Regions from separate parts of the Homo sapiens genome. Here regions 1 and 2 are each linked to region 3. Evidence: read pairs that join two places in POLR2A ChIA-PET (ENCODE). Cell type or tissue: CD4-positive, alpha-beta T cell. All regions are shown on one strand. Each heading gives the region's core, and the rest is flanking DNA. Links, peaks and the distances in the headings are about the cores only. Region 1 overlaps DNAH6 (dynein axonemal heavy chain 6). Region 2 has its middle 20 kb from the start of TMSB10. Region 3 overlaps TRABD2A (TraB domain containing 2A).

What was found. Peaks named below come from ENCODE experiments on the same cell type or tissue, not always from the same donor. Only the 100,000 strongest peaks of a DNase experiment are listed, where the experiment ranks them.
Region 1: POLR2A ChIA-PET joins it to region 3 with 10 read pairs; 6 of 35 experiments call an interaction of 5 or more read pairs at or near these places.
Region 2: POLR2A ChIA-PET joins it to region 3 with 23 read pairs; 5 of 35 experiments call an interaction of 5 or more read pairs at or near these places.

What each region holds. Positions count from the first base shown.
Region 1 is chr2:84,737,054-84,745,053 of GRCh38, forward strand. All of the region lies in intron 62 of DNAH6 (dynein axonemal heavy chain 6), which reads left to right. Among named protein-coding and RNA genes, the nearest start is that of TRABD2A, 140 kb to the right of the region's middle. RefSeq lists an enhancer at 4,460-4,509. In CD4-positive, alpha-beta T cell, for the core only: a CTCF peak has its summit at 4,645; a DNase peak (open chromatin) is centred at 4,598.
Region 2 is chr2:84,920,261-84,931,016 of GRCh38, forward strand. No RefSeq gene overlaps it. Among named protein-coding and RNA genes, the nearest start is that of TMSB10, 20 kb to the left of the region's middle. RefSeq lists enhancers at 1-304, 4,819-4,868, 5,803-6,464, 6,216-6,265, 6,906-6,955 and 1 more and a cis regulatory region at 1-205. In CD4-positive, alpha-beta T cell, for the core only: CTCF peaks have their summits at 5,690 (motif pointing right), 5,902, 6,938 (motif pointing left) and 7,137; DNase peaks (open chromatin) are centred at 4,041, 4,621, 5,691 and 6,891; H3K4me3 peaks cover 2,642 bases; H3K27ac peaks cover 1,585 bases.
Region 3 is chr2:84,841,228-84,851,983 of GRCh38, forward strand. TRABD2A (TraB domain containing 2A) reads right to left here. Exons shown (of 7, transcript NM_001277053.2): 3 at 634-780. Among named protein-coding and RNA genes, the nearest start is that of TRABD2A, 34 kb to the right of the region's middle. RefSeq lists enhancers at 5,294-5,795, 5,796-6,295. In CD4-positive, alpha-beta T cell, for the core only: no CTCF peak of the experiment used is centred there; DNase peaks (open chromatin) are centred at 3,124, 5,094, 5,678 and 8,624; H3K4me3 peaks cover 1,449 bases; H3K27ac peaks cover 7,942 bases.

The sequences.
Region 1 (8,000 bases), core at 1-8,000, 110 kb before region 3:
ATCAAATGCTTTTCCTCGTCTATTGAGGTGATCATATGGTTTTTGATTTTAGTCCTGTTTATGAGGTGAATCACATTTATTGATTTCTATATGTTGAATCATCCTTGCATCCCAAGAATAAGGCTCACTTGATTATGATGAATTAACTTTTTTATATGCTGCTGAATTCAGTTTGTTAGTATTTTGTTGAAGATTTTTGAGTCTATTTTCATCAGGGATATTGGCCTTTGTTTTCTTTTCTTTTTGTGTCTGTGCCAGATATTTGTATCAGGATGATGCTAACTTCATAGAATGAGATAGTGAGGAGTCCCTCCTCCTCAATTTTTTGGAATAGTTTCAGTGGAATTGGTACCAGCTCTTCTTTGTACATCTGGTACAATTTGGTTGTAAAGGGCTTTTTTTTCCGTTAGTTGGTTGGTTGGTAGGTTTTTATTCCTGATTGAACTTCATTACTCATCATTAATCTGTTCAGGATTTTTGTTTTTTTCGGGTTCAATCTTGGGAGGTTGTGTGTTTCCAGGAATTGATCCATTTCTCTAGATTTTTCTAGTTTGTGTGCATAGAGATGCTCATCATAATACCCTCTGAGGATCCTTTATATTTCGGGGGGATCATTTGTGATGTCACTTTTGTTATTTCTGATTATGATTATGGATCTTCTGTATTTTTTTCCTTGTTAATCTAGCTTATGGTCTATCAATCTTGTTTATCCTTTCGAGAAACCAACTTTTTGTTTCATTGATCCTTTGTATGGTTTTTGAGGTCTCAATTTTGTTCATTTCTGCCCTGATTATAGTTCTTTTATTTCTTCTGCTAGTTTGGAGTTTCATTTGTTTTATTTTTCTATTTCCTTTAGGTACAAGGTTAGTTTGTTAATTTGAGACCTTTCTAACTTCTCGATGTCATTTCTAACTTCTCGATGTAGTTTTTCAGTGCTATAAACTCTCCTTTAACACTGCTTTGCTGCATCCCAGAGGTTTTGATACATTCCATGTCTGTTTTCATCTGTTTCAAAAAAGTTTTTTACTTGTGCCTTGATTTCATTGTTTACCCAAAAGTCATTCAGGAGCAATTTGTTTAGTTTCCATGTAATTTTATGGTTTTGAGAGATCTTCTGTGTATTGATTTCTATTTTTATTTCACTGTTGTCTCAGAAGATGCTCAGTATGATATTGATATTTTTGTGTTTATTGAGACTTGCTTTATGACCAAGCATGTGGTCAATTTTAGAGTATGTTCCATATGCAGATAAGAAGAATGGGTATCTTGTGGTTGTTAGGGAGAGTATTCTGTAGATGTCTATTAGGTCCAAATGGTCATGTCGAATTTATGTCCAGAATTGGTCAATTTTCTGCCTCAGTGATCTATCAAATGCTATCAATGGGGTGTTGTGTGTTGTGTGACTATTGTTGTGTACTGCCAAAGTCTTTCATTAAGCCTAGATGTGCTTGTTTTATAAGTCTGGGTACTCCAATGTTGGATACACATATATCTAGGACACTTAAGATGTTTTGTTGAATTGAGCCCCTTATCATTATTTAATGCCCTTCTTTGTCCTTTTTTATTTTTGTTGGTTTAAATTCTGATATAAGAACAGTAACCCTTGCTTTTTTTTGTTTTCCGTTGCGTGACATATCTTTCTCCATCCCTTTACTTTGAGCCTATAGGTGTCATAACATGTGAGATTGGGTCTCTTGATGATAGAAGAAGAATGGGTCTTGTTTTTTCATTCAATTTGATACTCTATGTATTTTAAGTTGAGCATTTAGGCCATTTATGTTCAGTGTTAAAATTGATATATGAGGTTTTGTTGCTGTCATAATGTTGTTAGCTTAGTTGCTTTGTAGTCTTTATTGTATAGTTGCTTTATGGGTACTGTGGGCTATGTGCTTTCATGTGCTTTCATGGTAACAAGCATTATTCTTTTGTTTCCACATTGAGAACTCCCTTAAGCATGCATTGTAGGGCCAGTCTGGTGGTGGAAAATTCCCTTGGTGATTACTTGTTTGGGAAACACTTTATTTCTCCTTCATTTATGAAGCTTAGCATGGAAGGATATGAAATTCTTGGCTGACATTTATTATCTTTAAGAATACTAAAAATAGGCCCCAGTTTCTTCTGACTTGTAAGGTTTGTGCTGAAAAGTCTGTTTTTAGTCTTATAGGTTTCCCTTTATAAGCAACATGACCCTTTTCTCTAGGTGCCTTTAAAGTTCTCTTTCACGTGGACTTGGGTTAGTCCTATCCCTCCTATCCATCCCCAAGTGTGTCTTGGGAATTGTCATCTTGTGTAGCATCTTACAGAAGTTCTCTGGATTTCTTGTATTTGCATGTCGACCTCTCTAGCAAGATTGGGGAAATTTTCCTGAATTATATCCTCAAATATGTTTTCCAAGTTGCTTATTCTCTCTTCTTCTCTCTCATGAATGCCAGTAAGTCATAGGTTTGGTCACTTTACATAATCCCATATTTCTCAAAGGCTTTGTTCATTTTTTAAATTCTTTTTTACTTTTGTCTGACTGGGTCATTTTGACAGATTGGTCTTCAAGTTCTGAAAGTCTTTCTTTTGCCTGGTCTAGTCTGTTGTTAAGGCTTCCATTTGTATTTTGAATTTCCTGATGCGAATTTTTCAATTCCAGGACTTCTGTTGGTTTTGTTCTTAATATAGCTATGTTGTCTTTCATATCTTCTGTTCTGTTCTTAATATAGCTATGTTGTCTTTCATATCTTGGATCATTTTTCTGGCTTCTTTGTGTGGGATTTCAACTTTCTCCTGGATCTCATTGAGTTTCTTTGCATCATATTCTGAATTCTATATCTGTCATTTCAGACATTTCATTCTGGTTAGGATCCATTGCTTGGGAGCTAGTGGGATCCTTTGGAGGTGATGAAACACTCTGTCTTTTTGTATTGCTGGGGTTCTGCACTGGTTACTCCTCATCTGAGAGAGCTGATACTTCTCTTTTTTTTTTTTTTAATTTGGTATCACTTGGTTGGGGCTTCTTGTTTATTCGTTTTTCCCTTGGGGGTATGACTGTGATGTATATTGTGTATGATTAATTGGCTTCATTTCTAGGTGCTTTCAGAGTGCCAACTCTCTGTACAGGTTCCTTGGTTGCAAGTAGGTTCATGCAGTGACTTTCTCAGAGGTTGTTTGTTGTAGCAATGTAATTTTATTTGGTGGCGTAATTCAGGATGCAGTCTAGTAGATGGTGCTTAAGAGTAAGAACTGATGGGTACAAGCAGGGGTGGAAGCACTAGAGAAGTACAAAAAGCACCTCTGCAGAGCACATTCACCCTCAGTAGGGCAGAGCTGCTGGAGAAGCTTGAGACACAGACTCTTTCAACCCGCATTCCCCAGACTCCAAAGTGAAGAGTCACTTCCAAATCCATGACAGGGCACTGAGAAGAAGGGTGGCGGAGCAAGTGTGACCCCCTCTCCATGTCCATTCCCAGGCTTTGGTGGTACCACCTTCAGTGGCTGGCACTGCACCCATGTTTTCTTTTATCCAAGGGGGTCTTTGGTGGGCTGCACTCTCCCCTCCTTTAGGGACAGTCTGCAGCAAGGGTTAGATCTCCAGGGGAGTGGAGTCTGCCTCCCTCCCACGCCTCAGAGCTGGTGGGGCACTGTTCCCCAACTGACCAAGGAAACAGGCTGGGACACCCCGTTATGACCCATGCAGACCAGTTCTAGGTTGCAAAGCTGTCTCTGACTGAAAGTCTTGCCCTCTGGGAAAAACCTCAGCTTCAGCAACTCTCCTCCCACTCCAGTCTTGTGATGGGAGAGAGCGTAATTCCACCACCTACTACTGGGGCACTCTCCACACTCACTGCTCAATTCTGCCTGTGGGGACCCTTCTCCCCTTCCAGAACAAGCACTTTAATCTCACCTAAGACCAAAATGCTTGCTGTGGCCACCGCTGCCAGGTTACCAAACAATGGCTCTAACCTCTCAAAATGGTGTCAGCCATGGGCTTGCACCTAGAGAGTGGGGAGCCCCTCTCAGGCGAGCAGCATGGACGAGAAGCTGTGAGGAGTGTGGTCCACTCAAGTCTCAGTCTCATAGCAGCTCGTAGCAAGGCATTGGACATTGTCCTAGGTATATATAGGAGAGCCTTGGTCCCCTTTCCCTGCTTGGCTGGGTGGCAGCAGCAGTCACATCAGCCCAAACTCAGGCCAAGGATGAGGCACAGCTCAGCACTACATTCTCAAAATGGTGCCTTGGGCCTGAAAACAGGGAGGGCGGATCACTGCCCAGGCAGGCAGCATGATCAAGAAGCTGTGGGGAGTGTGGTTCATTCACATCTGTCTCACAGCAGCCTGCTACAGAGCTGTGAGTATTGTCCTAGGTATGAGTAGGATGACCTGGTCTCCCTGTTCTTCCTTAGCCAAGCAGAGGCTACAGCCACATCAGCCCAAACTAAACAAAGCATGGAGCTCAGCCCAGCATTAAACTCTCAAAAGGGCACCTTGGGCCTGGGGCTAAAGAGGGTGGGGCACCATTCAGGCAAGCAGCATAAGCAGGAAGCTGTGAGAAGTGTGGTCAACTCATATCTCAGTCTCAACAGCAGCTCATAGCAGGGCAGCAAGTACCCTCTAGGGGGTGCATGAGTGTGCCCGTTCTCCCCTCTCCCTCCCTGGAGCAGCACAGTGGCTGCAGCTGTGTCTGTAAATCCCCAGGATCTGGGTTCTCAAAATGGCACCCAGCTGAGGCTGCACCAGGCTCGGATTCCTGTGGGATTGTGTGTGGGTTCCCTTTCTAGAGAAATGTCTCTGTACAATCTTTAGGCAGTTCCATATGTCAGGCACAAGGCCCTAGTGGGTCAAGGGTTTCTCCTGTAGCCAAGATCTTAAAACCCTGTTTTGGAGCTCCAGGGATTTCCCTCTTACTGTTTCCCTGCATCCAGGACCATCTCCCAGCCCAGTCAGTTCCTGGCTGCGCAAGCTAACTTGAACCCTCTCCTTACTTACTTCTGGTACTTCATGTCTCTTCTCTAATGAATCCAAGCATTCTCTCCTAGATTACCTGTTTGAACTGTGAGTATCTGCTTACTATTCTGGCTCTTCTCCATGGAGGCAGCACGCAATACCTGCATCTAGTCAGCCATCCTGACCTAAAACCTCAAAATACATCTTCTAATATTAATATTATTACAGCAAGCCTCTCTTAGTACTCCCACTCTATATATTTCTGCACTCTTTACTTTCCATTTTTTGTGTGTCATCATTATGTTTTTGGTGTATCTTAGTAGGATTTTGTTGTTGTTTTGAGGAACATGAAAGTCTTTCTTTTAACAGACAAATTTTAATTTGATTATATTTATTATGGCTATTGATTTATTTAAGTTCTTCTTGACTGAGGAAGATTTCCATTTGACAATGTCTAGAGACATTTTTGTTTGCCACAACTGGGGTGGTGCTACTGGCGTCTGGTGGGTAGAGACCAGAGATGCTACTACACATCCTACAGTGCTCAGAACAACCCTCCACAACAAATAACTACAGCATCCAAAATGTCAATATTAGTAAAGTTAAGAAACTCTGATCTGTTTGGACTTACATTGGTCATCTTTATTTTGGGCATATTTTTCTGCCAGCTTTTTCTTTGCTTCCTTTTTTCTTCTTTCTTCTTCCTTCTTCCTTTCTTTATATCCTTTATTTCTCCTCTCCTTCCTTTCTTCTTCAGTTGCATCATCCACACTCTTTATTTTCCCCTCTACTGATTTGAAATTCTATTTTTATTTTTTGGTAATTACTCTTATACTTCTAATATGAATATTTATTTAACTAAGTAAACCCATTAAGTGTGGTGGTTTAAAGTCTACATTAACCAGAATTTCTAAGATCCTAATAGATTTATTGGATTTCTAAATGAAGACTAGGGGGAGAAAAAGCTGTTCAATAAATGCATTAACTTATTGAAAAGTGCATTCCCCCCTAGTCTTTTGTCCCCCACTAGTAAAAATTGTTTCTATGTTATGCACCAGTTAAATGAGACAGCTAGAGGTAGAGATAGAACACAAAAAGAAAAATACTCATAGAAGAAACCCAGAGATGGACAGTTAGGGACAGACCCAAAGCAGAAAGGGCTAGATGGAGCCTCATCTACACAGAGGCAAAGGAAGAGGGAAGGTGTGGAGGTTGAAAAGCAAAGTAATTATAGGGACAACTCATAATTTTTTCATAGAAAGCACCATGTGTTATCCATATCTTTGAGACTAAAATTGCAACAATTTAAAAAAACTTTCCTGTTTTTATGTGTTAGATTTCAAGGTTTGTTCCAGAAATGCTACAGACTTATGAAGGTTTGTACATAGTTTGATAGGTGGCTGGTATTCTAAAAGTGAGCTTTAGATATTTACAAGTGATGTCTAATTCCATTGTCAATCTTACCTTCAGAAACTTCCTAATTGCCTTAATCTTTTGTCTTTCTTGATTTCTAAGTGCTTCGTGTCCTATTGGGAGTTATTTAAAATATACATTATTAAGCTAGGTGTGGTGGCTCATGCCTGTAATCCTAGCACTTTTGGAGGCTGAGGCGAGTGGATTGCCTGAGCTCAGGAGTTGGAGACCAGCCTGGCCAACATGGTGAAATCCCATCTCTACTAAAATACAAAAAATTAGCCTGGTGTGGTGGTGTGCACCTGTAGTCCCAGCTATTCAGGAGGCTGAGGCTGGAGAATTGCTTGAACCTGGGAGGCAAAGGTTGCAGTGAGCCGAGAACACGCCACTGCACTCTTGCCTGGGCAACAGAGCAAGAATCTGTCTCCAAATGAATAAATAAATAATGCATTATTAGATACCATCTTCTAATGCATATTTTATACATTATTTTCTCCCATCATTTCCTGGAGTCCTAATGATTACACAATAAATAATGAGAACCTCACTGGAAAAGGAGTCCTTTTGCAATACATGGTTCTGCTACCTGGTCTTCAGAATAATGCAGACACCTTTAACTAAAGAGTATTGTGACATGGTATGCTTTGTCGTCTCATACCTTGTAATTGTCTATATTCCATATATAAATTATAAATCTTGCAAAGATGAACACTACCCCAAGGCCATGGTCAGAAGTGTCACTAAATTTTTGTGTCACTAGCTTTCTGATTGCTATGATTAAGCCCCCAGAGGAGAGCCCCTGCAGACAAGCTAGAGAAAGTTGCTTTCTAGCCTGAAATGCAAGCCAACAATTGTGCCTAACGGCCAACCCAAGAAACCTGTTTCCTTACTGGAGAACACACTAGTTATTTTGGCTTTCTGAAAGGCTTATACCATATGCATTCTGTACCTACAGAAATGTCAGTGCGAATTCTTAGTACATGTTATAACCATTGTAAGAACTAACTGTGATCCTAACTTTCATACAAGATACAAATCCATTTCTTATAAATATTCTATAGCCAGGGAGCAGGGGATGATGTATCGTTTATTAGGGCATAATGTAAATATGTCAACGTATTCAGCTATTATTTATAGTGTTTGAATTACATATGCTAGAATTTTCAGTTTACTTCATTTATCATAGACTGATTTTATTTTTTTCTTGCTTTTTCTTCTACCTCTAACAGTTATTATTTGACATATTTTTATGCTATTTTCTGGCTCACCTGGGTTCATTTTATTATGTTTTTATTATGGATTTGTTATTTTTATTAATATAAGAACCTACTTTGTCCCATTTAATTATGTTTGCTTTGAATTCTAGTTAATATTACCCTTATCACTTCAATCTTCTTTTTGCTCACATTTGCTTAAGTATCTCTATGCATCCTTTTATTTTTAACCTTCCTAATATTTTGTTTTGTTTTTGTTTTTTGTAAGTGGTTTGCTGCTATTTTCTGATTACATTTTAAATTCTTTACTTTTTGATTAGGTTGGGTAGCAGGGGAGACTGATGTATTTATAGTATACTTGTGGTTAAAACTGATAGTAAATATAGAGATATTTTTAAATTACCAAACATTATTTAATTTCAAAGCCAAAACAAATCTAATTAAA
Region 2 (10,756 bases), core at 1,448-9,447, 79 kb after region 3:
GTGTCTGTGAGGGTGTTTTCACAGGAGATTGGCATGTGAGTGGGTGGGCTGACTGAGGAAGATCTGCCCTCAGTGTGGGCGGACAACATCCAATTGGCTGTGGGCCCAGATAGAACCAAAAGGCAGAGAAAAGGCAAATTCTTTTTTTCTCTCTCCTGAAGCTGGGCCATCCTTCTTCTTCTGACCTTGGACATCAGAACTGCAGGCTCCCTGGCCTTTGGACTCTGGGTCTTACATTAGCAGCCCCCAGGTTCTTGGCCTTTGGCCTTGGACTGAGAATTACACTATCAGCTGCCCTGGTTCTGAGACTTTAGGACTTGAACTGAGCCCCACTGTGGTATTCCACGGTCTCCAGCTTACAGACAGTCTGTCGTGGGACTTTTCACCTCCCTAATCTCATGAGCCAATTCCCCTAATAAATCCCCTCTCATATATCTATATACAGTCGCCCCTCATATCTATGGGAGATGGGTTCCAGGTTATGTTGCCCAGGCTGGCCTTGAACTCTTGGGCTCAAGCTATCCTCCCATCTCAGCTTCCCAAGTAGCTAGGACTATCATATTCTTTTTTTTTTTTTTTTTTTGAGACGGAGTCTCGCTCTGTCACCCAGGCTGGAGTGCAGTGGTGCGATCTCGGCTCACTGCAAGCTCTGCCTCCCGGGTTCATGCCATTCTCCTGCCTCAGCCTCCTGAGTAGCTGGGACTACAGGCGCCCACCACCACACCCAGCTAATTTTTTTTTTTTTTGTATTTTTAGTAGAGACGGGGTTTCACCATGTTAGCCAGGATGGTCTCGATCTCCTGACCTCGTGATCTGACCGCCTCGGCCTCCCAAAGTGCTGGGATTACAGGCATGCGCCACTGTGCCCGGCCCATATTCTTTTTTTTTTTTTTTTTTTTTGGAGACAGAGTCTTTTTCTGTCGCCCAGGCTGGAGTGTAATGACATGATCTCAGCTCACTGCAATCTCTGCCTCCTAGTTTCAAGCGATTCTCCTGCCTCAGCCTCCCAGGTAGCTGGGATTACAGGTGCCCGCCACCATGCCTGGCTAATTTTTTGTATTTTTAGGAGACACGGGGTTTCACCACGTTGGTCAGGCTGGTCTCAAACTCCTGACCTCAGGTGATCCACCCGCCTCGGCCTCCCAGAGTGCTGGGATTACAGGCATGAGCCACCGTGCGCGGCCAAACTATATTCTTAAACACATTTTGTTCTGGCTTATTGCTGCATATCAAATAACTCCAAGACTTAGCGTCTTAAAACAATCACTATTTTGTTATATATCCTGTAGGACAGGAATTCTTATCTCCCTGCAGATAGCAAAATCCAGAGATGGTCAAATCCCTGCTATAAAATGGCATAGTATTTGCATATAACCTATGCACATCCTCCAGTACACTTTAAATCATCTCGAGATTATTTATAATATCAATGTAAAGGCTATGCAAATAGTTGTTAAACAGTATTGTTTAGGAAATAATGACAAGGAAAACAAAGTCTATACATGTTCAGTATAAAAGCTTTTTTCCCAGATATTTTCAATCCACAATTAATTGAATTCCCTGATGTAGAAACCCTGGATATGAGAAGCCAACTGTATATATACATATCCTATTGGCTCTTTCTCTCTGGAGCACTCTAACATGCCTTCCAAAACATTTACAAAGCAAATATGATCCTGAAAACAAAATCTACTGTGAATATTGTTGCAAACTTCTAAATAAAATACTAGTAAATTTAATCAAAAAAGTATATTACAATAACAAAACATGGCCAAATAAGGTTTATTCCAAGGATGCAATAAAATTTCAATACTAGGAAATCTGTTGTCATAATTCAGCATATTAACTGGTAAAGCAAAATATGCTCATCTTTATTTTTATTTATTTTTTATTTTTGAGATGGAGTTTCGCTCATTGCCCAGGCTGGAGTGGAATGGTGCGATCTCAGCTCACCACAACCTCCACCTCCCGGTTCAAACAATTCTCCTGTCTCAGCCTCCCAAGTAGCTGGGATTACAGGCATGTGCCACCAAGACTGGCTAATTTTGTATTGTTAGTAGAGACAGGGTTTCTCCATGTTGGTCAGGCTGGTCTTGAATGCCCAACCTCAGGTGCTCCACCCGCCTCGGCCTCCCAAAGTGCTGGATTATAGGAGTGAGCCACTGCACCCAGCCAAAATATGCTCATCTTGGTATGAGCCTGTGATGGTTAATTTTATGGTCAATTTGAGTGGACCCAGATTAAACGTTGTTTCTGAGTATATTTGTGAGGGTGTTTCTGGATGAGAATTGCATTTGAACTGGTGGGCCCAGTAGATTGCCCTCCCCAGTATTTATGCGGCCTCATTGCTTGAACTGGGACATCTTTTATCTTCTGCCGCCTCAAAACTGAGATTCATATCATCATTTCCTCTGGTTCTCAGGTCTCTGGACCCAGACTGAATTATAGCCCAGGCTTTCCTGGGTCTCCAGCTTGTCGAAAGCAGATTGTGGGACTCCTCAGCCTCCATAATTGCATGAGTCTACTCATAATAAATTTATTCTTAGGCCAGGCTTGGTGGCTTACACCTGCAATCCCAGCACTTTGGGAGGCCAAAGTGGGTGGATCAAGGTGGGAGGTCAGGGGTTCGAGACTAGCCTGGCCAACATGGTGAAAACCTGTCTCTACTGAAAATACAAAGAATTAGCTGGGTGTGGTGGCGGGCACCTGTAATCCCAGCTTCTCAGGAGGCTAAGGCAGGAGGATTACCTGAGCCCAGGAGCTGGAGGCTTCATTGAGCCATGATCATGCCATAGCACTTCAGCCTGGGCAACAGAGCAAGACCCTGTCTCAAAAAAAAGAAGGAAGGAAGGAAGAAAGGAGGGAGGGGAGGGAGGGGAGGGAGGGAGGGAGGGATTGATTCTAGTTATATAATTCTATGTATAAAATATGCACATTTAAAAAAATATAAGGAAGACATAAAGTTATATTCTTTTGACAAAAAGAATTGTATGTAATACAGAGATTATGTAAAGCCTATTTATGAAAGAAGGTAAAAAGAAACTAGTAAATAGGTGAAAGAGATGTAAAGAGAGTCACAGATGTAAAGATGTATTTTTGGTAACAAAGATTAAGAAGAAAAGAGAATAATTTTGTATGAGAAATAATCTTATGTGGTAAATTTTTGTCCTACAGTAAAATGACTGTTTATTTAAGAAAGAGGGAAATTTATGACAAAACAAAAAGTTCAAGCATGTTGTAAATTGTCTGTGTAAATCATGATAAGGTTCATAAAAAGAAAAGCTATAAAAAATTTTGTGTATGATTAACTTGGCTATAATTAAAAGGAAATAATTTATAATAGTCATGATAAATGTGCTTAACTGCACAAGCAGCCAAAGGGCACAGGAACCACTCTGATTATTCTGTATAGAATTCATTTCCTAGGCCGGGCGCTGTGGCTCACGCCTGTAATCCCAGCACTTTGGGAGGCCGAGGTGGGAGGACCACGAGGTCAGGAGATCAAGACCATCCTGGCCAACATGGTGAAACCCCGTTTCAACTAAAAATACAAAAATTAGCCAGGCATGGTGGTGTGCGCCCGTAGTCTCAGCTACTTGGGAGGCTGAGGCAGGAGAATCACTTGAACCTGGGAGGTGGAGGTTGTGGTAAGCCAAGATCGCACCACTGCACTCTGGGCGACAGAGTGAGACTCCGTCTCAAAAAAAAAAAAAAAAAAGCAGCTGGGTGTGGTAACACACACCTGCAATCCCAGCTACTCAGGAGGCTGAGGCAGGGGAGTCACTTGAACCTGGGAGGCAGGAGTTACAGTGAGCCAAGATCAAGCCACTGCACTCCAGGCCTGGGCAATAGAGTGAGACCCTGTCTAAAAAAAAAAAAAAAAAGAAATTCAATCTGGTCCTGCACCCCACTATTAACTATATCTACCACATCAGTGCTCCTACAGGGGAGGCTACTTCCCTGAACACAGAGAGTGGGTGAGAGTCTCAGGTCCTTGAGGAAACTGCAGGCTTCTGGCTCCTCCCAGTCCTGGGGAGTTTCCCAAACCTCTCTCCCTTTGTCTTGACACTTCCTCTCATTCTCTTCCCCTGGGGTCAACCCACGTAATCCCGGTGCAGCCCATTCCTTCCTGGATTAGCCCACTAAAATGCTAAAACCCATCAGAGTTTCCTTACCACCAACACTGCTCGTGAACAAACCTGTCACCAGGACCTGAACTGTACCAAGGGATGCTTTTCCCCACTATAATCTTCATCAACCTCTTAAATAAAATAAGCACTTATAATATCCTCATATAAACATGAATAAAGGCATCTCTGGAAATGTTTCTGTTTTAATTAAGCTGCAAACGCTTCATCCTTACAAGGCATATAGAGTTTCAAGGCAAACCCATAGTTGCCCCCCACATCCCCAGACCACCCCCTCCTGACTGAAGCAGAAAAATAGGGTCTGGAGGCAGGGAACCTAAGGCCGATTCACGCTGACTTTCTAGAACTAAATCAAAAGGAAAACCCCAACTTTCCACACCTAAGTAACAAAAGGACTGGAGGCTACTCCCTTTGCAAACCCCACCCCCCTTTTCTGTGGGGCCGACGGAAAATTGAAAGTATCTCTGATTGGTTGATTTCTGCAACCAGATATTTGCATAGGAGTGTAACTTTGTAACTTCACTTCAGCCTCTGATTGGTTGCTTTCCACAACCAATCAGACACTTACAAAGGTGTAAGTTACTTTGTAACTTCACTTCAGCCTCTGATTGGTTAATTTCTGCAACCAATCAGACTGATAGTGGGCCACTATTTCTTTTACTTAGAGTGTACACCAAGTCGCCAGTGGGAAACCTCTAGAGGGTATTTAAACCCCAGAAAATCCTATGCTTGGTCTGTTCGCACCCTGTGGAGTGTACTCTCGTTTTCAATAAATTTTTGCTTTTGTTGCTTCATTCCTTCCTTGCTTTGTTTGTGCATTTTGTCCAATCCTTTGTTCAAACTGCCAAGAACCTGGACACCCTCCACCCATAACATAACCAGATTGCTGCCTTTGAGCCTCTTCTTTTTTAGAAATTCTAAAGGCGCTACTGAGAATATGATGCATGTCCCTTCAGCCACTAGCTGTTCCCATCTCTTCTGGGAGATGTTCAGCGCTGGGTCCTCTCCACCTGCCCACAGGTTTAGGGAGCCGAGGGAGCCTTCCAGAGCCTCTAAGTCACCTCTCTAGGAGGCTGTCTGCCTGGCCCACACACAGGCAGGCCCCATTCTTGGCCTCCCCAAGCCAAGAGGGCACAGACTGATGATCCAGGGCAGGTCTAGGCAAGTGGGGCATGCAGGGATGTTGTATTAAAGCTTAAGCATCATGAGAGGATCTGATGACTCAGGGAGCAATTTCTTGAGCCCATATTGTCCACCTGGGAAGAAATTGTGGCTGAGGAGTATTCAGGAGCAGCTATGGGGGAGAGAGGGGCAGAAATACACCTCAAGGTAGGCCTCTACTGGGTTCAGGAGGTCCCGGGGCTAGGCAGAGAAAGGCAAGCTTGAGACCCAACAGCGCCACCCACCATGCATAAATCGGTTCCCTAGTCATCAATTCGCTTATGAATACGGAGGCCCCGGAAAGGTGAAGGGTGCCTTCTGGTGGCCAGCTGTGGAGGTGGCCTCGGAGAAGGGTGACCCGAGTGACAAGTTGCAGTGAGCGCTGGCTGCGTGCCCAGCCGCGTTGCACAACTCCCGGGCCACCAGGGGGCGCCATTCTCACACATTCCAGAGCAAACGGTGCTCCTTGGAGTTGAGCGGCGCGACGGTCCTGCAGCAGCTAGCCTGGGATGTACCCACAGCTCACCGGGGAGTCCGGGCCACACGTCAGCTGGATCTTGAATGAGATGAAGACGGGGAGAAAGGGCCTTCCGGACAAAGGGCTTACGCCCTGGATAAAGGGCGTGGAGGGGCGTGGCACGTTCAGTCTGGACACAGCATAAAGTGCATTGGAGAGAGGCGGGAGACAGGATGGAAAGGAGGGTGGGAAGAGCTATGAAGCTCCCCAGGGCCTTGCTAACGCGTTTGGACTTTATCCCGCGCCAGACTTTTTAAAGGTGGTAAGTAGTTTACAGATGTGCGTTTTGAGGCCAGCACATTTTGTTGTTGTCGTTTGTTTGTTTGTTTTTCTTTGAGACGGGGTCTCACTCCCAGGCTGGAGTGCAATAACGTGATCTCAGCTCACTGCAACCTCCGCCTCCCAGGTTCAAGCGATTCCCCTGCCTCAACCTGTCGAATAGCTGGGGCTACAGGCGCCCACCACCACGCCTGGCTAATTTTTGTATTTTTAGTGGAGACGGGGTTTCACCACGTTGGCCAGGCTGGTCTCGAACTCCTGACTTCAGGTGATCCTCCCGCCAAGGCCTCCCAAAATCCTGGGATTACGGCCATCGTGCCGGGCCAGCAGCACAGCGTCTTAAGCAATTTTGGATATGAATACCTTCGAGACGAGCTTGCGCTCCCACAGACCCCACCACTCCTACAGTCTGTAATTACCCCCAGCTGCACCCATATGCGTAGCTTCCCTGGTCCAGAGGGACGTGCGTGTGTGACCCTGCAGGATAGTGGGGTGGCCCTGCATGGCATGGCTGCCAGTGCTAAGAGGGGTGTGCCGCCAGCCTCTGATCCCTCTCACCGGCGGGCCCCCCATCATCATCACTATATGATGACCTGAGGCGTCCAGGCTCCCGAGGAAAGCCTGCCGCCCTGGTTCCTACAAGGGACGCCTAAACACAGAGTCCTAAACACAGAGTCCTAAACACATGCAGGGTTGGAGGGAGACTGACGAACTCAACTACCAGCCTGCAGTCGGCAGCCATCAGCGGATTGCAGGTACCCCGCGTGCGTGTCTCGGCTACAGTGCGGAAGACAAGAGGCCTTAGGAAGTGGGAACGGGCGCCATCTGGTGGTCATCTCTGGAGTGACAGCAGAGAACTGGAACATATTTTATATTTTGTTTCCACTGCTCCATGACTTGACTAAAGCAGAAACAATTCGGAGAGTACTGTAGTATTAAATACCTAAGGGCCACACCAGGCCAGAAAGCAACAAAAAAGAAATGCTAAAAAGAAGTTCTTCAGAGAGGGATCCAAGAAGGAATAAGTGAAGGTAAAATGAAATCCTTTTTCTTATATTTAATTAATCTAATAGATAACTGATAAAAGTTCTAATAGCAACAATGTATTAGGCAATTGTAGCATATGTATAAGTGAACTGAATAACCGCAATGTTATAAAGGATGGGAAGGAGGAATTGTGAATGCATAAATGGTACCTGCACCACTTGTAACACTTGTGAAGTGCTGCAGCGTTATTTACAAGTGGAAGTAGCCAGACACAAAAGGGCAAATATTGTATGAGTCCATTTATATCGTTGCCTACAATAGCCCAAATTAGAGAGAGAGAAAGTAGTACAGAGTTTACAGGGACTAAGTCAAGGGAAAAATGGGGAGTTGTTATTTAATGGGTAGAGTTTCTGGGATGGTGAAAAAATCTACAGACAAACAGTGTTTTTTTGTTTTGTTTTGTTTTGTTTTTTGAGATGGAGTCTCGCCCTGTCGCCCAGGCTGGAGTGCAGTGGCCGATCTCGGCTCACTGCAACCTCCACCTCCCCGGTTCAAGCAATTCTCCTGCCTCAGCCTCCCAAGTAGCTGGGACTACAGGCGCCCGCCACCACACCCCGCTAATTTTTGTATTTTTTAGTAGAGACAGGGTTTCACCATGTTTGCCAGGCTTGTCTCGAACTCCTGACTTTGTCATACGCCCACCTCGGCCTCCCAAAGTGCTGGGATTGCAGGTGTGAGCCACCGCACCTGGTCCAGCAGTGATGTTTATACAACATTGTGAGTGTACATGATGCCACTGAATTATACACTTAAATATTGTTAAAATTTGTCAGGCATGGCTGGGTGCAGTGGCTCACACCTGTATTCCCAGCACTTTGGGAGGCCAACGTGGGTGGATCACCTGAGGTCAGGAGTTCAAGACCAGCCTGGTCAACATGGTGAAACCCCGTCTCTACTAAATATACAAAAATTAGCTGGGAATGGTGGCACATGCCTGTAATCACAGCTACTCAGGAGGCTGAGGCAGGGAGAATTTCTTGAACCCAGGAGGCAGAGGTTTCAGTAAGCCGAGATTGCACCACTGCACTCCAGGCATTCCAACCCGGGCTACAGGACAATACTCATAAAATAAAATAAAATAAAATAAAATAAAATAAAATAAAATAAAATAAAATTTGTCAGGCATCGTGGCTCATACCTATAATCCCAACTCTTTGGGAGACAAAGGTGGATCACTTGAGCCCAGGAGTTTCAGATAAGCCTGGGCAATATAGTGAGACCTCAGCTTTACAAAAACTTTAAAAAGGAGCCAGGTGTGGTGGTGTGCACCTGTAGTTGCAACTACTCAGGAGGCTGAGGTTGGAAGATCCCTTAAGCCTGGGAGGCAGAGGTAGCAGTGAGCCAAGATCATGCCACTGCACTCCAGCCTGGGCTACAGAGCAAGACCCTGTCCAAAAAAAAAAAAAAAACAAAGGTTAAAATGACAAATTTTGGGGCCGGGCGCGGTAGCTCACACCTGTAATCCTAGCACTTTGGGAGGCCGAGGTGGGTGAATTACTTGAGGTCAGGAGCTCGAGACCAACCTGGCCAACATAGTTGAAACCTCATCTCTACTAAAAATACAAAAATTAGCCGGGCATGGTGGACTGCACCTCTACTCCCAGCTACTCGGGAGGCTGAGGTGGGAGAATCACTTGAACCCGGGAGGCAGAGGTTGCAGTGAGCTGAGATCACAGCACTGCACTCCCACCTGGGCAACAGCATTAAGACTTATCTCAAAAATAATAATAATAATAAATGACAAATTTTATGTTATGTATATTTTACCACAATAAAAAATGAAATAGGCCAGGAGAGGTGGCTCACACCTGTAATCCCAGCACTTTGGGAGGCCAAGGCAGACGGATCACCTGAGGTTGGGAGTTTCGAGACCAGCCTGACCAACATGGAGAAACCCCATCTCTACTAAAAATACAAAATTAGCCAGGTGTAGTGGCACATGCCTGTAATCCCAGCTACTCGGGAAGGCTGAGGCAGGAGAATCGCTTGAACCTGGGAGGTAGAGGTTGCAGTGAGCCAAGATCGCACCATTGTACTCCAGCCTAGGCAACAAGAGCGAAACTCCGTCTCAAAAAAAAAAAAAAAAAAAAAAAGGAAATAACACGTGGCCAGGCACTGTGGCTCATGCCTGTAATCTCAGCACTTTGGGAGGCTGAGGCAAGCAGATTACATAAGGTCAGGAGTTCAAGACCAGCCTGGCCAACATGGCAAAACCCCATCACTACTAAAAATATAAAAAATTAGACAGGCGTGGTGGTGCACACCTGTAGTCCCAGCTACTGGGGAGGCTGAGGCAGGAGAATTTCTTGAAGCTGGGAGGCGGAGGTTGCAGTGAGCCAAGATTGCGCCACTGCATTCCAGCCTGGGCAACAGAGCAAGAAAAAAAAATGTGACATGAATAGAAAAGTTACAAATATGGTAGATATTAATCTAACTATATCAATAGTCATTTTAAATCTGAACCATTTTTTAAATCTACTCTGATGGTGTGATCATCAGAGTGGATTTTTAAAAGAACCCCAATTAGATGGTGTATACAAGAAATCCACTTTAAATATGAAAACTCAGATTAATTAAAAATAAAAGAATGAAGTAAGATATATTATGCTAAAACTAATCCAAAAAGAAAACTGGAATAGCTATATTAACTTTGGACAAAGCAGACTTCAAAACAAGGAAAATATCATGGATAAAGAAGGCAGTATGTAATGACAATGGAGTCAGTTTTCCAGAGGGATATAACAAATTCTTAACCTAGATATACCTAACAACAGAGCATCAAAATATGTGAAGCAAAAACTGATGGAACTGCAATGAGAAATAGACAGATTCACCATTTTAGTTGGAGACTTCAGCGCCCTTGTATTAGTAATTGACCCACTCATGAGGCAAAAAATCAGTAAGGATATAGTTGAACTGAACAGCATCATCAATCAATTGGATCTAATTGACATCTATAGAATATTTCATCCAGCAACAGCAGAATACACATTATACTCAAGCTCACATATAATATTCACCAAGATAAACCATATTCAGGGCCACAAAACATGCCTCAACAAATTTAAAAGAATAGAAATAATACAAAATATGTTCTGAGACCACAGTGGAATTAAATTAAAAACCAGTAAGAGAAAGATAGCTGGAAAATCCCAAAATATATGGAGAATAAACAACATAATTTTAAATATTCCAAATAAATAGGTGAAAGTAGAGCTGTCAAGAGAAATGTTTACATATTTTGAACTAAATAAAAATGAAAATACAGGTCAGGCGCGGGGGCTCACGTCTATAATCCCAGAACTTTGGGAGGCCAAGGCGGGTGAATCACTTGCGGTCACAAGTTGGAGACCAGCCTGGCCAATATGGTGAAACCCCATCTCTACTAAAAATACAAAAATTACCTGGGTGTGATGGCGGGCACCTGTAATCCCAGCTATTCGAGAGGCTGAGGCAGGAGAATCGCTTAAACCTGGGAAGTGGAGGTTGCAGTGAGCTAAGATCGCACCACTGCTCTCCAGCCTGGGCAACAGAGTGAGACTCATCTCAAAAAAAAAAATAGAAACTACAACTCATCAACATTTGTAGGCTATAGTGAAAGCAG
Region 3 (10,756 bases), core at 1,345-9,344:
CGTACCACTTCCCTCCTGGAAGGAGACCATGATCTTCTGAGGCTGAGCAGCTACTTCCTTCCACTCAATGGCCCACAGGTAAGGCCTGAGCTGGGCAAACACTCAATCCACCAGCTCAGCCACACTCATCCTGCAATACCACAGGATGCAATGATCCACGTCTGCAAATGCTAGCAGCCTTCCCAGCTCTGATGCCCTAAGCCTGTAAGCATTCTGTGAATACACAGCTATATCATGTTCACATGTTCCTAGAGGCCACTGAAGCTGCAGTCAAAGTTCTGCCCCATCATTTTGCAAAAGTATGACCTAAGTCAGCCAGGAGGCCATCAGACTCAGAACCCTTCCCTTCCTCAAGGCTGGTTCATGTGGCCTACTGTTAAATCCTTTGAAGCTTCATCCTTTGGCTGGAATACTGGAATTAACCCTCATCAATGCCCCTCTCTGTTCTTACAAGGTTTGTAAAGCTTTCATTCGCTGTAGTGCCTCATTCAATGACATCTAAATCTGCCCACTTTATTTCTAGAGCCCTCATGACCTCAATCCTTTGTACACAGGATGTACATGTTGCCAGGTAATGTTTTTATTCCTATAATTAAATGTGTGCTGAGCTTGGCAGGGGGAAAGGGTGCTCACCTGGGAGCTGTCATGGCTGAGGATGACGGAGCTGAGGTCCCCGCAGTTATAGTGTTTGATGAGATCCTCCGTCGTGTAGGGGATCTGAAGACTGCCTGCTCGCAGGCTTTCCTGCTGCAGGAGGGTCTGGTTCAAAGCAAAGATGACCTAAAAGAAAGGTCTCTTTTAAGTTCACTAACAAGGCAACTGTTTGCTGCCATCTTATTTCTTTTGTCCATGGCTGGAAATACCTTCACCTTTGTGCTCGTTATGTAAGGACGTGGATAGTGCTACTTAAAAAAGGGAACACAAATCCCTGGACAGCATCCAAAGAAAAGGAGAACAGTCCTTCCCAAATCAGCCCCAATCAGACACACCTAGGGAACTGCCTTATGGAGGACACAGACAACCTGGAACTCTTCCATGAGTGTGACCAAGAGGTGAGGGAACCCAAGAGCTGGCTTGTGAGGAATAGAAGCTAGGAGGTGGGGCAGCGAGAGGGCTGGGGACTCACAGACACACCTACCAGTGGGTCCCAATTATGTAAAGGACTGGGCAGAAACCAGTGCATTATCCACATCTTTTCTAACCATCAATGCAGCATTCCCAGCTAATGGCGTCATTAGATCCATGGGATATTAAGGGAAGTTAATGTGAAAAAATGGGAAATGAAGGCTAAAGAAAATTAAACACCAGCCTGGCCAACATGGTGAAACATGTCTCTACTAAAAATACAAAAATTAGCTGGGCATGGTGGCATGTGCCTCTAGTCCCAGCTACTTGGGAGGCTAAGGCTAGAGAATCGTTTGAACCCAGGAGACAGAGGTTGCAGTAAGCCAAGATTGTGCCATTGTACTCCAGGCTGGATGACAGTGAGACTCTGTCTCAAAAAAAAAAAAAAGAAAAGAAAAGAAAATTAAACAGGTTTTAATTTTACAGAACTTCTCAGAGTCTTTAATATACTAATGTGCGATGTGGGTCTCCTTGATGGGGAACAGAGTATGCCAGGTTTCCCAAACATATTTGAGGCATACATCACAAGAGAAAGCTTTGTTGAAACATATTTTGGGAAAATCCAGATTCAAGATCCTGATGCCAGGAACCCTATCTCTCCAGCTCTGACCCAGATCTCCAGTGTCCAGGAGAATTCATTTTACAAAGCAGGGAATTCTCCTGGGCACTGGAGAGCTGGGTCAGAGGTGGGGAGGTAGGGTTCCTGGTATCAGGTGGGTAGTGGGGCTGGCCACCCCCTACGAGGCTCCAGACAACACTTACAACCCGTGGAATTTTCTCTCTCACTTTCCCCAGGTACAGATGCAGCTCTATAGCCTCTGACAGCTCCCCTTTCTTGTGCTTCCCCAGTAATCAGCATACAGGATGCTGCCTTTGCTGGAATATCTCCTCACTCTTTGCTGCAATACAGACAGGCTTGGTCCATCTGTGTTGCAGCAAAGACTGACTATGAGGTCTTTAGCAAGATGTTTCAACTCTCCAGAGACAACGCATTAGAGGTCTTAAGTCAGCAAATGACCCTACCCAGCCCCAACCCCTTTCTCCTTTCACATGTTCTCCTCATTCTGAGTGGTGAGGAGACAAGGCTTCCTGGTTTGCCTCCCATGGGCCAAGGTGGCACAGGCCCACTGCGTACCCCTTGTCTCAGTCCATTTGTGCTGCTACAACAAAATGCCTGAGACTGGGTAATTTATGAGGAACAGAAATATATTTCTCACCATTCTGGAGGCTGGGAAGTCCGAGATCAAGGCACTGGCCTTTGGTCTGGTGAGGGCCTTCTTGCTGCATCCTCACATGGAAGAAGACAGAAGGGCAAGCTAACTGAATGGCTGCATGACACCTCTTTTATTAGGGCCTTAATCCCATAAAGGCCTTATAAAGAGGAGTCTTAATCCCAAAAAGGTCCTTATAAAGAGGAGCCTTCATGGCTTAATCACCTCCTAAAGGCCTCACCTTTTAATACCATCACACTAGCAACATCTGAATTTTGGAGGGGACACATTCAAACCACAGCATCCCTCCTTCCACATAGTTTACCTCCCTCAGTTACTCTAATATTTCCTGTGCCTGTGATGCAACCTTAACCAAAGGAGACAGATCTCTCTGTAAAACCCCTCCATCCTCTCTTCTCTCAATACCTCCTCCTTTTCTCTGGCAGAGGCACCTCCAGTCTCTCTGGAAGGCGTCTCCCCAAGGTTCTGCACAATAGCCTCTTCTGTCTTGGTACCCTCTAGACCATACTGTGTTCCCATCCTTCCCATCCCTCTATTGGTCACAAGCCAGAGCAGGTAACAAATCTGCTTGGTCATGCGGTGATTTGGTTTGGCTGTGTTCCCACCCAAATCTCATCTTGAATTGTAGCTCCTAGAATTCCCACGTGTTGTGAGAGGGACCCAGTGGGAGGTAATTGAATCATGGAGGTAGGTCTTTCCCATGCCGTTCTCGTGATAGTGAATAAGTCTCGTGGTTCTATAAAGGGGAGTTCCCCTGCACACGCTCTCTTGCCTTCCACCATGTAAGACACGCCTTTCCTCCTCCTTCACCTTCCGCCATGATTGTGAGGCCTCCCCAGGCAAGTGGAACTGTGAGTCCATTAAACCCCTTTCCTTTACAGATTACCCAGTCTTGGGTATGTCTTCATTAGCAGTGTGAGAACAGACTGGTACATGTGGGATCACAGCCTTGCCAGAAAAGCAGATACACCCGGGTGCTTGTCTGCAAACTGATCTAAATGAGACAACTCAGCCTTCCACAGGTATAAGCCCCTGCATTCTAAAGCCATACAATTAGGGCCTACCCACAACAACTGGGAATTGCCAACTGACTTCAGATCAGCTGGAGGAACAAACCTTCAAAGGTTTGGGAGGGAAGAGAGAGGGGCATTATGAAACACCTATCAGGTATGCCTGGCCCCAGGCCCAAGTCCCACATATTCTGTCTCCATCTAACTCATCCAAGCCAAATCCTCAGTCTGACTGGCTCACAAATACCTGCTGATGAGCTTTGCTATTCTCTTAAAGGCATTGAGCACAAGCCCAGGTTACCTGGTGCTTAAATACCTTCCTCAAAGAGTGTCCATTAATTTTGAAACATTTTTCTTTCTTAAGGTTTTCTTGGTATTTGGAGAAGATTGAGTTACCCATTGTAACAGACATGTCAGTCTGCAAACTGGGGCAGACTGTGTATGGGCCACATCACAGATTAAATAAGAACTTTAGGCCAGGCGCGGTGGCTCACACCTGTGATCCCAGCACTTTGGGAGGCCGATGCAGGTGGATCCCTTGAGGTCAGGAGTTCAAGACCAGCCTGGCCAACATGGTAAAACCCTGTCTCTACTAAAAATACAAAAATTAGCCAGGCATGGTGGCAGGTGCCTGTAATCCCAGCTACTTGGGAGGCTGAAGCACGAGAATCGCTTTTAACCTGGGAGGCAGAGGTTGCAGTGAGCTGAGATTGTGCCACTGCACTCCAGCCTGGGCAACAGAGCAAGATTCCTTCTCAAAAAATAAATAAATAAAATGACTACTGGAGAGTTTTGTGCATTATAATGATTTAAGATATCAGGTACTCCCCTACTGAGAATTACACACAATCCCTGGTGGAAGATGGACATTAGGACAGTGACCTGGCTAATGGTGTTCATCAGTGACAGGTTTCTGGCCCTGTGGTCCTCAAGGACCAGAAGGCCTGGGAACAGCAAAGTTGGGGGAGACAAGGGCGGGGGAAGAAGGGTAGCAAAATGCCAACTGTGATCCTGAGTTACTCTAGGATTCTGGAAACTGAGTGGTTGATAGACTGAACATCAAGAATGGAAGGGCATAAGGGATGATGAAGGGTATCATGAGAGTTCATTCTGTGTCAACTAATCAAGGACAGAATCAAGGCAAGTCACAGTACTAAATGATCCTAAATTTCAATCATTCATCCCTTCTATTCATTAATTCAGTCAATAAATAGTTATTATATGCCCACTGTTCCAAGCACTGAAGATACAGTCATGAACAAGACAAGATCCTTGCCTTTAATGGAGCTTTCATTTTACCTGAAAAAGGGGGCATTTTTCAAGAAAAATCTTGAAAAGATGGGTGGAAAGGAGGTCTAGTGTATCATAGAAGCTTCTGGGAGGAGAAGGAAAGGCAGAGGCCCAAAGTTAAACTCTCTGATTTCAGGCTTGCCAGGACAGCACATACACAAGCAAATCAAAACCCTTGATCATCCCAGGGTCATTGCTTTCTATTTTTCCTGGAGGGGAGGGAGGTCACCTTGTGTCACTGAGCACTATGGTGAGGAGACCATACTATAAACACTCTTCTTTTAAGGAAGTTTGAACAGTGGGCTGTGCATCAGAGTTAGTGCTGAATCTTTCTTTTGTTGCTAAAAACCACAGAAATGTACTTTTTAAATCTCTAGCATGATTTCCTGTAATCACCACACGCCTTTCCTTTCAGAGCTGCTGCAATGATCCAAATAACAACCCAGGGGAAGCATGGCTTTCATGTGTGCTTATTTATACCCCAACTACTTATGAAAGGCCTTAAGCTTCTCACAGATTAAAACCCAGCACAAGATAAGCCGTTGACCTAAAAGATCAAGAGATACAGTGCCTCGAGAGACCAGCTAAGTGATGAGGTAGAAGGGGCTGGATTTCCTTGGCTGAGAAGAGCAAGGATCCTGCCCCCACTGTGCTCACCAGCAGGTGCCAAACACCAAACACAGTGGTCGCTGTATGTCCAAAGAGACGCAGTCAATGAAAGTCAGAGGAAGGCTCCATGATGAGCCTCAAAGACAGCTTGGCCTGGGGTCATCAGACAAGGCAGCCCACCCCAAATCCCTCCTTCGCTGGCTTAGCTGAGATGTGGGGAAGTCTCTGGGGCACTGTTTATGTTAAGCAAGGCAAAGCCCTCACTGAAACAGACTCCTTGGAGAAAGACCCAAGACGGATTCCTGAAGAAACAGTCTCTGAGTGGGATCAAAGTGTCCTTACAGGGTTTCCTTGGAGCCAGAATACTCCCCTGATGACTCAAGGTGCCTGTTCGCACACTACCACCACAAACCAGGGAGGCAGGTCACTGCTATCCAGCTGTCCCACTCCAGATGGCAGCCCTTTATCACCTGCACTGCCCAGACCTAGTAGTCCATGCCTCAGGCTGCCCTGGAGGGAAGCTGGGCAGGGGCAGGGCCCTGCTGAAGGTGCCTCCCTTGGAGTGAACCTTTGGTCAGGCCATGGGTAGCCATCTGTGGAGCTAGAGGAGGTAACTCCCTCTCCAGTGAGGAGCCAAGTCCAGGGCAGGGCGGTGCTCCAAGGGAAATCTCCATGGGCACCACAGGAGCAATGCACAACCCTAAACTCACTCCCATTCAAATGACTGAGGCCCAGATATAGCATCCTCATAAACTACTATGGCATCTCTGAAGGACCCCTCTCTGATAGAACTAATGACTGTCAGTCATCCTTACATAATTTACTCTCCTTGCTGTGCTTGGAGAAGTCTGAACCAGTCTAACAAATTTGGGGTTTCAGGATGTGGCTTGTGGATAAGAGAATTGCTCAGAAACTCCCACCAGTTAAGTTGACCCCAGGGCGTCTTCCAGGAGGGCCATCCTGAATGGGGCATTGTCACTGATTAAGTCACCTCACATGAATCAGCTGAACACACCTGGGGTACAAGGACTGTTGTTCCTGGAGATCCAAAAAGGCCAGGTGCCATGAGCAGTATGCTCAGCCAGGAGCTGGGGACAGTGGCCAGGAGGGGAGAAAGGCAAAGGAGCAGGCACAAGGGTCCTGGATGGATCCACCCGGCCAGTGCTCACTGCCTCCCACTGTGCCTCCCTTTCTCCATTCAAATCCTTCCTTTACAGTTTCTGTTAACGTTTTTCATGTGTTGTGTTAGGCTCCTAGGGCTGCCATAACAAAATACCACAAATTGAGTAGCTTAAACAACAGAATTGTATTGCCTCACCATTCTGGATGCTAGAAGTGTGCAACCAAAGTGTTGACGAGGTCATGCTCCCTCTGAAGAAGTTGGGAAAGCATCTATTCCAGGCCTCTCTCCTAGCTTCTGGTGGTTCCTTGGCTTGTGGCTACATAATTCCGATCTACATAGTGTTCTTCCCACATGTGTATCTATCTCTGTGTCTTAATTTCCCTTTTTTATAAGAACAGTCATTTTTGAGTAGGGCCAACCCTAATGACCTCATCTTAACTTCCTCACCTGCAAAGACCCTGTTTCCAAACATAGTCACAATCTGAGATACTTGGGATTGGGACTACAATGTAAGAATTTGGGGATGAAGACATAATTCAACCCATAACACATGTCGATCTCAGCGTTCCTTTTTTTCTAACAGTATGCATATGGTAAAAATTTTAAACAGTGTAAAGAAATAGATTGCCTTCCAATTCCCGTTCCCCAATCAGCAACCACTGCTGTCAACACATTGTATCTCTTTCCATGGATGCTGTCTGCACATAAAAATGATAGATAGATAGATAGATAGATAGATAGATAGATAGATAGATAGATAGACAGACAGACAGACAGACAGACAGACAGACAGACAGATAGATAGTCTCCACTTTCGTTTTGCTGCTTTGGCCAATAAAACTCAAACAAAGGCTTTAGTCAATAAAAGCCTTTCCATGAACAAATACTGAAAATATATTTTATATATATAATTTATATTATATATTATATATTTTATATATATTACATATATAGAGAGAGAGACAGAGAGAGAGAAAGAGATGGAGTCTTGCTGTGTCACCTAGGCTGGAGTGCAATGGCATGGTCTCGGCTCACTGAAACCTCTGCCTCCCAGATTCAAGCGATTCTTGTGCCTCAGCCACCCGAGTAGCTGGGATTACAGGCACCCACCACCACGCCCAGCTATTTTTGTAATTCTGTAGAGACGGAGTTTCGCCATATTAGCCAGGCTGGTCTTGAACTCCTGGCCTCAAGTGATCCACCCAACTCGGCCTCCCAAAGTGCTGGGATTACAGGTGTAAGCCACTGCCTGGTCCTGAAACTATATATTATAATGTAAGATAAAACAAGCAGGAAATAAAAAGCCCAAGTCTGGTGAACGAGTAGCCTTCACTGTTTCTGAAGGAAATGCAGCCCGAGCTATCCTAGCCATAGGATAACATCAATGACTGAGGCAAATCACAGAAATGGAGAAGGAAAATTTCTGACTACAAAAAGGGACAAAATCAAGGTTCCCTGCAGTCTTTTAAGTGAAAAAGCAGTTTAGGAAACCCCTTGCTGCAGACCCCCAGATGTATCCCCTACTGTCCCAACCCAAAGCCGTCCTGAGACCTCTGCTCTGGGCTCAGGCTGCCCCTGGCTGACTCCAAGGAGAAACCCAAGCAGAATTCTACAGCTCAGTATTTCAGACAATCCTGTAAGGATTCAGGGCTCATTTCTCCCAGATCTCAGACCAGCCTCCTCTTCCAGACACCCAGATGATTTGATTTGCCCTGAGGCCTTCGAAGCCAATATTTCCCAAACCACAGATTGCAACTCATTCTCCACCACTTCATTGTTGACATAAACCTTGGCATGATCTACCCACCCATAAGCTTGCTTATTTCCCTTCATCTTAGGCACCAGCTCACATCGTGCATCCAGGGCTGCTCCATGCTGAGTAATTGCTGCATATAAACCAAGCCAAGCTTGTAAACCAGCTCTTTTGTACACCAGCTTGTACACCAGATGGGCATCTTCTGTAATCATAGCTATGCTCTCATGAATCTCCACCTACCTCCACCCCCAGGTGACTGCAATACACAGGCAAGGCTGGAAACCACAGACAGGACTTGTCAGAGTTAGAGCCTCAAGAACCTGAAGAAATGAATACCCGACATGTCCAACTCTTGCAAATAAAAAAATGCCTTAGAGAGGTGCTGGTCTTGCTGCACTGCAATCAATTGCTGGCTCAAGTCGCCAACAGGTGTCTGAATGCCAATTCCCTGCACCATAGCTTTTAGAGTCTGACTCACTCTCGCCAGAAGGGATGTGGGCTGTTGAGGTGTTGGCAGAATGGGCCAGCATGCTTCCGCCAGTCGTAGTGTTTTCTACGGTTTTTCCAAAGAAACATAAGCCTTTCTATGGACTAGCCTAGAAATCACCCTTTAAAACATTATTTCAAAAGAAATTCACATTTTAAGTTTCCAAGTCCAGTTGGTGGAATGTTCCAAGGAGATTTCCTCTCTAATGCCGTCTTGCCAAGCTACTAACACTGATGTACCTCCAACGGGTTCTCTTGAACAAAAAATTGCCAGGTAGCAAATGCCTTCACCTAGGTCCTTGTCACTCACTGTCAATCTTTCAACAGCACCTGGGGGAAAAGCACAATCCCCTGGGAAAAAAAGGACAAAAGGAAGTGTGGTGGAATATTAGAACTCTGAGCATCCAGGAGATGGACAGCAAAGTACTCAAAGCTGTTAGCAGGATGGGTTTACAATTATAATAATCATCACAATAATAATAATAGTATTCCTCACCCTTCCTCCACCCCCACAGAGTCCGCCTGTCCTCTAGGAGGTTGAACTGCACTTGGGGAAGAAGATGGTGGTGGTCCTACCCTGACAGAGTAGCTCTTGGGTTGGAGAGGGGGCAAGAACCAATGGGCGTGTGACAGCAACCAGTCACAGAGGGCAGTAGCGGGTAATGCAAACACTCAGTAGGAGTTTGGGGTCAAGGTGGAGGCCCCAGAGAGAGATGAGCTGTCTCAGTCACTCCCTTGCCCTAGAACTATAGTTTGCCCCTCCCCTCATCAAAAAACAGGTGGCGCCATGAACGGTGAATCTATGTTACTGTATTACCAGCTCCTGATGGCCAAGCAGTAGGCATGCTCAACCCCTCCATGGGGGGCCTTCAGCAACAATGATCCAAGGAAGGAGAGTGTTTGAGAGCAACATTATCCTGATTAGCAAAAGAGAAGTGATTGATGTGCAGAACTGCATCCAAATGGTAACAGTGGCCATGGCTTCCACCAGCCCCTTCCTCCACCACCTAACATCATGCTGCTGGCCTGACCAGCCACAGGCTGTGAAAAGCCTGCTGGATGTGGCCAGGCCATTAGGGGAAGAAGCCAGAGACCTCCAAGACCTTAGCACTAACCAGGCTGCTTCCCTAGAAGTCTATAAAGATTTCTGTCCTGTCCTGTCCTGTCCTGTGCTATAAGAAACAGTAGCTATGCTTAAAGCTTGCTACTTGCCATTCTTGCTACCTGCAAAAGTGTCTGCTTCAGATACACAGAAAGGCCTTATTTATTGAGAAAAACTCTTTATCATTGGAGGCCACTAGTGGAGGGTCCCAGCAAAATCCAGGCCATCCCAACTAGGGATACAATGGACGTCTGTATCTATGGCAGAGGACAAGCACAGCCCAGTCTAAGTCTCTGCAAACACTCAAGGAGATGGGCTCAGGGTCATACACAGCTGTTGTTCTCTGAGGCTTACCTGAAAGAGGCATTGCATTTGGAAGGACCCAGAAAAAAATGAGCCACCAGTGGGTGATGTCACCTTGGTGAGAGTCTCAGTGCTTTTTTAGAGTGTACCAGAAGGCTGAATTTAAGACCTTAGATGTCAGCTGTTCTAATCTCTTACCCAATGCTTAATCCCCCCATAGCATCCCAACCATCCAAGCTCTTCTTTTTGAACACTTACCTTCTCAAGTCACTCACTTGTAAAATGTCTTGTAAGACATTTTTAACTATTAGAAAGTCCTTTCTTTTTGAGTTCCCTGTCCATGACTGCCATGTACTCATTTGCATATATCAGTACATTGTGTGTTTGCACACATGCATAATTTGTTAGTAGTAGCTGTCAAAATGGAAAATGTGCATGTCCTACTTCTAGGAATGTCTCCCCCATAGAAATACCAGCACAAGTATGTAATATACACATGTTCAACGAGGTTCCCTGGGGAACTGTAATGGTGCTCTGCTGGTACTGGGGCTGTTCAGTCAAAATTGAATTGACCATAAATGGGATTCCTACATTGAATGGAAGATTGGATTTGATGACCTCAAATGTAATTACATTTATAAGCCGTTAATTTGCTCCATCTCAAGAAGCAATGGGAGCAGAGCTCTCTGGTCTCCATCCTGACCTCTCTGCCTTGCTTGA